2 separate regions of the Homo sapiens genome follow, and region 1 is linked to region 2. The links are chromatin contacts, found by Hi-C in ENCODE. All regions are on one chromosome and are shown on one strand. The core of a region is the stretch at or near the end of the contact, and the rest is flanking DNA. Distances in the headings are between cores, read along the strand shown.

Evidence for each region. Hi-C counts contacts between places; a loop is a spot of excess contacts on that map. Pooled maps may share reads with other maps.
Region 1: a loop to region 2 is called in a pooled map, with 10 times the contacts of the local background. The contact joins the promoter of NEK4 here to the promoter of SELENOK in region 2. A Hi-C loop is called at or near these places in 2 of 37 single-sample maps with no recorded cell type and 4 of 50 pooled maps.

Annotation. Positions count from the first base shown.
Region 1 is chr3:52,768,410-52,773,728 of GRCh38, forward strand. NEK4 (NIMA related kinase 4) reads right to left here and starts at 2,531. Exons shown (of 16, transcript NM_003157.6): 1 at 2,245-2,531; 2 at 1-195. The coding sequence starts at 2,337. RefSeq lists enhancers at 2,308-2,825, 2,613-2,662 and a silencer at 2,343-2,452.
Region 2 is chr3:53,890,156-53,895,570 of GRCh38, forward strand. It overlaps SELENOK (selenoprotein K), which reads right to left and starts at 1,704. Exons shown (of 5, transcript NM_021237.5): 1 at 1,615-1,704. The coding sequence starts at 1,633. RefSeq lists enhancers at 892-1,792, 1,683-1,982.

The DNA of each region.
Region 1 (5,319 bases), core at 1,281-3,780, 1.1 Mb before region 2:
CTTGAGCTTTCGGTACAAATCACCTCCTTCACAGAAGCCCATGACAATGTAGAGCAGACCATCTCCTCCTTCCCATGACTCCTTGTAGGTGACAATGTTGGGATGCTTCAACTGAGACAAGAGCTGGGCTTCCTGTTCAGCAGCTCGCCGCTCTCGGCTAGAGGCATTTCGGAGGTTCAGTTTTTTGATGACATACTAAAAACAAACCATGTATTTTTACAATGTGCAAATAAACGTAAGATTTGTGGCCTCAGAGTTATCTAAGGGCTCTCAAGAATACCCTCAAAACCAACCTTGTGGAGCCTGTCAGATAACCTATTCATTTTGTTTTTCACCAAGCACAAAATCGGGGAAAATATTTGCTATTATTGATACTTCTTATAAGTTAGATTTATAGCAGTGTAGGGCCACAAAAATTACCTTTCCCATCTGCATTTCACAATTTCATTAATGACTAAAAAAAGTGAGTTCAAGATAACATACCATTGGATCAATTATAAAACCTGTGTTAGCAATTCCTTAATATCTGGCCATACACAGTGGCTCACACCTGTAATCCCAGCACTTTGGGAGGGTGAGGCGGGTGGATCACCTGAGGTCAGGAGTTCAAGACCAGCCTGGTCAACATGGTGAAACCTGTCTCTACTAAAAATACAAAAATTAGCCCGGCGTGGTGGTGTGTACCCATAGTCCCAGCAACTCGGGAGGCTGACACAGGAGAATTGCTTGAACCTGGGAGGCAGTAGTTGCAGCAGTGAGCCAACATCGCACCACTGCACTCCAGCCTGGGAGGCAGAGCAAGACTCTGTCTCAAAAAAAATAAAAAATAAAAAAAGAAATTCCTTAATATCTAAGCTCTCCCAAAAAGGTGAATAAAATATAGCTTGACTATACATTTGCAGACAGAATAGTCTGTGGATTACGTTAGATACTCAAAGGGATCCATGGCCCCATAAGTTTAATAGTCACTGATCTTCAGCATACAAAATTATTCACACTTAAAAGAAATCAATAGCCTCTAATACCTAATACATTGCCCTCAATCATTTCAAAGACCATACAATTCATTTCTTCAACACATAGATAAATGTGTTTTGTGAAGTGTAAACTAAAGCTCAAATAACTAGCTATTGCTAGTTCCCTATCATCAGCCCCAAAATCCAATGATTCCCCCAATGCCTACTGAATAAATTTCTTATGCATGAGCTTGTGTTCCACGCAAAGCAACTAGCACCAGAGACAAGGAAGAACAGGCAATTGGGCCCTATATTTAGGGGGAACATCTCTTCTCAGCTTGCCTGGAGCAGTCCTACTGTCCTGGTGTAACTATTAATAATGCCTTTCAGTTTCAAAATTGTCCCAGTTTGTACATTATATTGTCACCCTATTAATAAACCACATTGAATAATTGGTTCATTATCCTGAGAGTAATGGGATAAAGTGTTTTAAACAGAGGAGTGACAACATCAGATTTAAATTTGAGAAAGATCACTGAGGCTGCAGTGAAAGTGATGGATTGGAGAAAAGCAAGTCAAGTGGCGGCGACCAGTTGGGAAACCGTGGCCATAGCTTTGCTAGAGACAACAGGGTGTCCTGGATTGGGGTGGTAGCAGTAGAGATGAGAGGAGGCCTATTGTCTTAGTGATAGATGAATATAATCAGTGTTGGGGTGCGTGGGGAGGCTTAAAAATGACTCCAGGTGTCCGGCTTGGGCAACTGGTGGGTTGGTGTCACTATTCACTGAAACGGAAGACATGAGAGAAGGTTTGGCGGGAAGAAAATGAGTCGAGTTTTAAGTGAATCCAGCAGTCTACAGTAGAGACGTTTGGGGCCCTTCATTCAAGGAATAATGCTTGCTAGGCGCTGTATTAAGTCCTGGGAATGCATGATACCGGCTCTCATGAGAGTATCGGGGTTGGGAGAAAGGTGTGTAGATCACGCATGCCAATTAGTACAACAAAGAAGTAGATAGGCAGAGACTGAAAATTTTTACATAAAACTTAGAATTGTAATTAAAGAAAATGAAAATTAAAAGGAAAAAAATTTAACACAACAAAGAAGTAGAAGTAGTTCTGGGCGCATATTACAGGGAGGCCAGGCCTCGTCTTGGTCTGGGACCATTTCCCTGAGGAAACGCCATCCGAGATGAGCCTCTTGCGACCACCCCCGACCTAATCTACCGGTCGGCGCCCTCGGCGCACTTCTGCCCGCCCCCGCCCCTTGCCGGGCCCCACCCCTGCAGACCTGCTTGCCGTCCCGCCGGTGCTTCACAAGCGTCACCTCTCCATAGCTCCCCTTGCCCACGACCCGCAGGTAGCAGTAGGCGGCCAGGGGCATGTTCCCAGCGCTGGCCCAGAGTCGGGATGCGGCGGCAGCGGCGGGTAGGGCAGCGGGCGGCAACAAGAAGCTCGGTTCATGCCCGAGAGGGGGCAGTGGGGGCGGCTGTTGAGGCAGCCGGGCCCGGGCGGGATTGCTGGGGCCCGGCCCGCGACGACGCCGCTGCCATAGCGATCCGGGCCGGGAGCAGTTCTGCGCATGCTCCTGCGTCCCCAAAGGACGGCCATAGAGCGGACGCCACGAGCGGCCAGAGAGGTTCCGCAGCCCCGGGAGGACCCGCCATAGAGCAGAGGCTCCAGGAGGCCAGAGCGACTCCGCCAGGCTCCGCGCACTTTCTGTGCGTCCGTTCCACCGTCCGGATCCCCGCCACAACAGAGTCAGGGAAAGCTTCCTCTTTTTGTGCACTTGTTTGTCCTAAGGCCGTTACAAGTATTGTTCGTTCATTCTGCAAATATTTGTTGACCGCCTATGTGCCAGGCCAACAAAGTCCCTGCCCTCCTGGAGCTCATGTTCTAATGACTGGGTGACAGACTCTCTACCAGTAACATTTGCTGTATCCGCTTTATCACATGCCGTCTCTGCATCCAGCAATCCATCCTATTTTTTGATACATTCAAAGTAAATTATCAGTACCTTTCATCCCTAAAAACTCGCCTGCTAATTGAGAACTACAAAGACTCCTCAGCATTTAACGACTACCCTAACCACTGCACTAAGAGACTTGACTAAACTCTAACATGGCATCATGCTAAGTTAACAGCCTAAGGGCGGATCTCTAGGTGGGCCTAGGCCCCTTTAAAATGCCTGCCCAAGAAAGCTCAGGGGTGCCAAAAGAATTCACCATTTGTTCCAGCCAAAGCCTCCCTTTCCCAGAGCGCTTCCTTTTTTTCCTTTTTTTTTTTTTTTTTTTTTTTTGAGACAGGGTCTCGCCCTGCCACCCAGCTTGGAGTGCAGTGGTGCAATGGTGCTCACTGCTGCCTAGACTTCCTGGGCTCAAGCCATCCTCCCAACTACAGGCACACACGTCCATGCCTGGCTAATCCTATTTTATTTTTTTTCAGAGACAGGGTGTCACTATGTTCCCCAGACCGGTCTTGAACTCCTCGGCTCAAGCAATTCACCCACGTTGGCCTCCCAAAATGCCGTTATTACAGGTGTGCGCCATCGTGCCTGGCCTCTTTCCTTTTTATGGCCAAATAATATTCCATTATATGTATACACCACAATTTGTTTATCCATTCATGCAGTCATGGACACGGATAGCTTCCATCTTTTGGCTATTGTGAATAATTCGGCTATGAACATGGGTGTACGAATATCTGTTTGAGTCCCTGCTTTCTTTTTAATTCATTTGGGTATACACTCAGAAGTGAAATTGCTGGATCATATGCTAATTCTAGTTTAATGTATTGAGAAACCACCACACCATTTTTTACAGCAAGCTGAACCATTTTACATTCCCATTAGCAATCCACAGGGGTTCAAATTTCTCCTCATCCTTGATATATATCTTGATAGGAGATTTGGGTGTATGAATTTGTCAAAATTATCTAATGGTACATTTAGTATTTGCACATTTTACTCAAAGCAATTTCATCTTCACTAGAAAACCAAACAAAAAGAACCATAAATAAAGATTGAACTCTAGTTAATGATATTATTAAAGATAAACAAAGCCAGGCATTAAAATGATGAAAATAGATTTTATTCAGTAACTACTGACAGTAGGGGAAGCAGCTGAACTCCATTCCATTTGCGCAGGGGTGATTGGGCATTCCAAAGGAAGAATAAGGGAGTAGGCAGGGGAGCATGCAGGGGCTCACTTAGAGTCTGGGAAGTGAAAAATTAAAAGGAGTGCTTAGCGTAAATGTGATTAGGCCAACTGTGTCTGCTAGCTGGCAATTAGGGAAGTTAGGATTCTATTCTCCCACATAGACTGGGAGACATGAGCCCTACCTTTATGATGATTACATTCCAAAGGAATGGATTTCAGGTCCTTGAGAAAGACATTCCTAGGTTGTAGGAAATACATAGGTATATATCTCAGAGGGACAGAGGAAGGATTTGTAATTGTAGCTTTTTAAAGTTAGTGCTCTAGAGGCCACACACTATGACTCACACCTAATCCCAGCACTTTGAGAGGCCAAGGTGGGAGGATCACTTGAGACCAGCCTACGAAACACAGTGAGACCCCCTTCTCTACAAAAAATTTTTAAAATTAGCTGGGTGTGGTGGCGCATGCCTGTAGTCCCAGCTACCTGGGAGGCTGAGGTGGGAGAATCAGTTGAGCCTCGGAGGTTGAGGCTGCAGTGAGCCATGATCCTGCCACTGCACTCCAGCTGAGTGACAGAGTGAGACTCTGTCTCAAAATAAATAAATTTTTAAAAAGGAAGGATGTTCTGACATGCTACAACATGGACGACCCCTGAGGACATTATGCTAAACAAAATAAGGCAGTCACAGAGGACAAAAGTATGATTTCGCTTATGTGAGGTACCTGTAGTAGTCAAAGTCATAGATTCAGAAAGTAGAATGGTGGTTGCCAGTTGTTGGAGAGAGGAGGGAATTGGTGGTTGGTGTTTAATGGGTGCAGAGTTTTAGCTGGGGAAAATGAAAAAGTCCTGGAGATGGATGGTGGTGATGGATGCAAAACATGAATGTACTTATGCCACCGAACTGTATTCTTAAAAATGGTTAAATAATAAATTTTATGTTTTGTATATTTTACCACAATAAAAAATTATGGCACACTGCTCCTGTAATCCCAGCTACTCAGGAGGCCGAGGCATGAGAATCACGTGAACCCGGGAGGCGGAGATTGCATTGGGCCAAGATCATGTCACTGCACTCCAGCCTGGGCGACAGAGCAATACTCCTTCTAAAAAAAAAAAAAAAAAAAAAAACCTATCATTCATTCTACAGACATTTAGCAAGGGTCTACTAGCCTGGACCTGGAGGACAACTATGAACAAGACAGACAAG
Region 2 (5,415 bases), core at 454-2,953:
TACAAAAGTTTAGAGGGTGGGTGACAGGCTTAGTTCTCTGCCTCTTACTAGCTCTGCTTCGTTGGCTGATGTGACATTTTCTTTCTCCAACAAAAAGTATTCCAGGGCTAGCCATCACATAAGATTTTTGGAAAAAAAAAAGTCATCTGACAGCAAGAGAAAGATTTTGTCAAGTGCTGATAATACAGTCCTAAGAAGGTGGATCTAATTGGAACCTGTCATTTCTTCCTCTGTGATTCTATCTTGCTTTTCCACTTTCCCTTTCTTAAGGCAGAATGTCCCTTCCACCAATATCCCCAGAGAGAAGTAAGGTGTTTGAATGCAGTTGTGTTTCTCAACTTTTAAAGTACGATAAAGAGTCCTAATCGGCTACTTATGTGGACCAAATGAAATAATGCGAACACAGTAAGACACAACAAATACAAGGAATTATTCAATAATTCATACAGAAGCTTCCAGCCTTAAGCTTATATCACAAAGGCTATAAAACAGGCTATAAAACAGACTAAAGTCTGAAAGCGCCCAAAACTAAGATGAAATTTTGATGCTTTTCTGTAGTGTCCATCAATCTACTTGTTTCAAAGATTTTTAAGTGGGAGATGAGAAGGGGAGATTTTTAAAAGTCAAGAAATGCAAAAGTGCAGTCAGCCAGAAGGCTCCTCACTGACTACCTTACTCGTCTCTGGAGAAAAACAGATGACTCAAATAGAACCAAGACCTAGTTCCAATGATCCACAACTCCTTGTTAAGACTGTACCAAAGAATTTCACCTGAGTCAAACAGGTGGGCAGGCAGCTCTAGCACTGATCTGACACAGTCATGTCCTTCCTTTCCGGTCATCTTCTTTGTGGGTTCGCAGAATTAAGTCTCTCGGATTCTCCATTCCGGTAATAATTAACTTGCTCCTAGGGGAAGATAGTACTTCTTCCCATGCCCCTTGAAATTCGAGCAAAAAATTCCATGTTTGACTAGCTACCCTTTCCTGGGGAAAAAGCCTATGCAAAGCTTTCATCTAATTATCATCCTAGGTCGGCTCGGTCTTTTTACACGTTGTAGACAGAGGCAGCATAACAGATAACAAGGACGCTGACGTCAGCCTACCTGTGATCGAATCCCGACTCAGCCATTAAGTTACCTCTGTGACTTAAATAGCCCAGGCAAGCTATTTAATCTATCTGAGCCTCAGAGTTTCCACCCGTAAAACAGGATTGAATGTGACGATAAGCAAATAACTGAAACACTGTCCAGGGCACAAGCGCTACGTGTACAGCGTCGGCATCATTGTCCTTACTAGTTTTAAGGATACCGACACCCGAGAGAGGAAAGACCACCCTCGCAAATCCACAATCAAGCGCTTGCTGCACGAAGGCGGGGTTGCAGGGCTCCCAGTACTCAACGTGAGGCCGGCGGGACCTCGGCCCCCGACTGCCGGCTCAGAGACCATCGGCTGACGCGCCGCAAGCCGAGGCGACTTCGGTCCAGCTCCGCCCGGCCGCGGGGCGCTAAGCCCGGGGAAGCCGCACCGGGCTCAAGACTCAGCGAGCGACGATGAAAGGAACCTGGAGTCCGATCTTACAAGTCACCGGTCGAAGCCACAGCCCGCTCTCAACTTACCGTTCGAGATGTAAACCATCTTGTCCCACTTCCCCGCTTCGGAGCCACCGGGCGCCTGGCCCCTGTCGGTTTCTGTATCTCCCTCTGCTCCCCGCCCTTCGAGCGTCACAGGCCGCGATTAGACAAAATGCTGACGAGGACGAAGGTGGGCAGAGCCCATTGGCTGCTGAAAGAGACGCGCCCCCGACGGGCGTTTTTGCATCGTCACATCTGCGACTTCTGGTTAGGCGGAGGCGGCCGAGCTGACAACCGGATATGACGTTAAGGACTGCCCTGTAGTGCCCGCGGTTGCCAGTCCTCTATCCGACTTGATCGTGCAGAGTTGGTTCGCACCGCCCAGTGAGGGGAAGCTGTTTTCTCGTCGATTGATAGGCTCCGGGTCTGGGTAGGAGAGGCTGCCCTGTATGAGGTAGCTTGAAGGGCCGCTGACAGGAGGAAACGCTTCCGAATTTTCCAGACGTGTTGACGTTTGAGGGTGCTGACTACACGTTAAGGAACTTTATTGTCACGCCTTTGGGAATATACTGCCAGGCTCTTCCTAGATATATTCATTCTCTTTAAAATGAGCATGTCTACCTGGGTTCACCAGAAACTAAGTTTTTCTTAGCCTTTTGTGAGGCAACTGAAAAATAAATTGAACTGTAGGCCCTTTCTCTGCTTGTTTCTTATTGATGGCGACTGCTTATGACCACTTTGGTGACAGACGAATTAGAAGACATGTCTTGGACATTCAGTAAATGTGGACCACATACCATGGATATTTACTCTGCTACAGCCAGTGGGCTGCCTCTGTTCCTTGAACGTGGCCATTTCATTCCCTTCTCAAGGCCTCTGCACTTAGCTATTCTTTCAGCGTGGAGACCTAATGGCTGCTTCCTTTGACTTCCCGCCCCCAGTTCTCAAGCCATGTGTCATCTCTTTGGAAAGATTCCTAATCACCTTCCAGAAAATGAAAATTACATGCTGAAAATCTATTTTGAGTTTAACAACTTTGGTTAAGATTTTATGTTCTAATACTTAGAACTGACAAAGATCTAATTTTATGTTGATTTTGGAGAGAGCATTTTCCCCAGAAAAGTTCATAATAGGACAAGACAACATCCTTCACCTCATTTGGGATTTGTGCAGCACAATCATAAAGGATCATTTCTGCAAAAATATTAGGGCAGGGCCGTTAATTTTCCCAAGGGCCTTTCTTAATCTAGACCATGCCACCATCATCTCTCACCTGCTCTACGCTAGTTTCCTTCTAAATGAAATCTCAGGTTCAGTCTTTTACCATCCTTAGGCAGTTTTACAAACTGTAGCAAGATCGATCTTAAAACGGAGATCATCTCGTTCCCTTGCCTAAAACCTTTTGGACACTAAAATTTAGTGACTTCCTATTGCTCTTAAAATCCAGTTCCTTGTCATGGCCTGCAGGCCCAAGGTGACTTGTCCTCTTGATTGCTCCTCTCACTGTACTTCCAGCCACATCTCCCCACCCAGATTATGCTCTGGCAACATTGTTGTTTTAGTTTATGAACACCCCCACCCAGATTATGCTCTGGCAACATTGTTGTTTTAGTTTGTGAACACCCCGGGTTTTACTGATACCTCCAGGACTCTGCCCATACTTGTCCCTCTACCTGGAACCCTCTTCCTCGGACTCCTTGCACATCCAGCTCATTTTATCCTTTAGCCCTCTGCTTAGTTGTCACCACTTCTGGGTGCCCTTCCCTGGCCACTCATCTCCGTGTTTATTTTCTTCATAGTAATTCACATTGTGAAACTGTCTGATAATTGATTTGTCTCTTGTCTTCAAGAAAATATAAGACGTAAGAGGTCAGGAATCCTGTCTGCCTTATTGTCTTTTATATCTTCAAGGTCTGTCATAGTTCTTGGCAAGTAGTAGGTGCTCAGATATTTGTTGGTTGGTTGAATGAGATTTTTTTAGACAATTTTTTGACAATTGCTTAAAATCTCTCCAATTGCCAAAAGAGGAAAGAAACTAACATTGGGATCTCCTGAGTATCGGACATTGTGAGGCTATCTCTTCCTTTCCATTCCTTTATCTAGATCATTTTTGCCTGAGATTTAATGCAGTGATTTCCTAATGAGCTACCTCTAGTTTCTCCGTACTCCATTTCATGCTATCTTCACCTGTTAGTTTAATCCAATCTTGCCTCTCCCATTCACAGACCTTCCGTTTCTTCCCACCACCTGACAAACATAATTCAGCCTCCCTGGTCTGGCATTAAGGGCTTTCCTGATACATCTTAGATTTTGCTCTCTGATTTCTACTTCCCTAGTAGACCCTTTGTTTTCCTGCCTTGTTGCCTCTGCTCATGTGTTTCCTCTTGAAAGGAACTTTCTCCACCTGCTAAAATCTAATCAATCCTTCAAGGCAAGGCATGTTCCTCTCGAATAACAAAGGTGAAAGGACTTTGAAAATTGAAAAAAATTATATAGTTAGTTACAATTATAGTTAGTTACAATTATATAGTTAGTGGTAGAGGACAAAGATAGCATTTCCCCTCTTTCCCTAACCTTTAATGTCTGAAACTAAGCATTAGCCACTAGCCACATGTAGCTGTTGAATATTTGAAATGTGGCTAGTCTGAATTGAAATGTACTGTACAAAATACCAGATCACAAAGATTTAGAATGAAATGAAGACTGTAAAATATCTTGTTTTTAATATTGATATGTTGAAATGATATTTTGGAGATTAAAGAACATATGTTACTAAAAGTAATTTTATTTGTTAATTTCATTTATTTTTATGTGACTACTAGAAAATTTAAAATTACATACTTGGCTCACATACATGGTTTACATTACATTTCTGTTGGATACTGCTTGTCTAGAATGAAGACATTGGCCTGGCAAAGAAGAGGTATTCAATAAATACTTGTTGAGTGAATGAAAGAATTGGTAGTTTTAATAATGGATAATATGTATACAGGGTTACTATGTGTCAGGCACTGTTCTAAACACTTTCCATTTATTCATTTAATCCTCATAACAACGACGATAATAATAGCTAACATTTGTATAGTGCTTACCCTGTGCCAGGGAACGTTCTGATTGCTTTTCATGTATTCATTCATTTAAACTTCAACCCTACTGAGTTCTGTTATTCCCATTTTACAGATGAGGAAACTGAGAGAGAGCTCAAGTGTCTTGCCCAAGATCACACAGTTAATAAGAAGCAGAATTGAGGTTAAGATCAAGAGCCAGGCTCTATAGTTTGTGCTCTTAACCCCTGTGCTATGCTGCATCTCCACACATAACAGAAGTATTGAAATAGTGTACAATCCACCACGGTATTTGTAGTATAGAATGAGAGGTGATTTCTGGAGACTGTTTGACTGTATCTCAGCTTTCTCAAAGTTGCAAAATAGCTGCCCAGTTTTTCTTTTCTAGATTCCCCAGCAAAATTCCCTGAGCATCTCTAAGTGGATGACCTTCATATCTCTGCACTAAACCCTTGGCCAGTGGGATGGGCCATTCTGAATGACAGCTACCTCTGGAGCTGGAGCTTGACTCAATCCCACTTAAGCTAGAGGGCTTGAGAGTTGGAGAGGGGTGGTGGTTACCACGAGATAATGAAGGAACACTGGGTTACATAGAAACAATAAGATGTCCTCAATATTACTGTTAGGAAACATGAAAACAGATGGCATTTATATTCTTTATTGACCTTTTATGTGTTTGTTCTTAGAGTTATTGCCTTTGCATTCTTTATTTCATCTGGACTCAGAATCCTTAACTCTTTAATTGCCTCATTTTTCTACCTTATACTCTTTATTGTTGCTA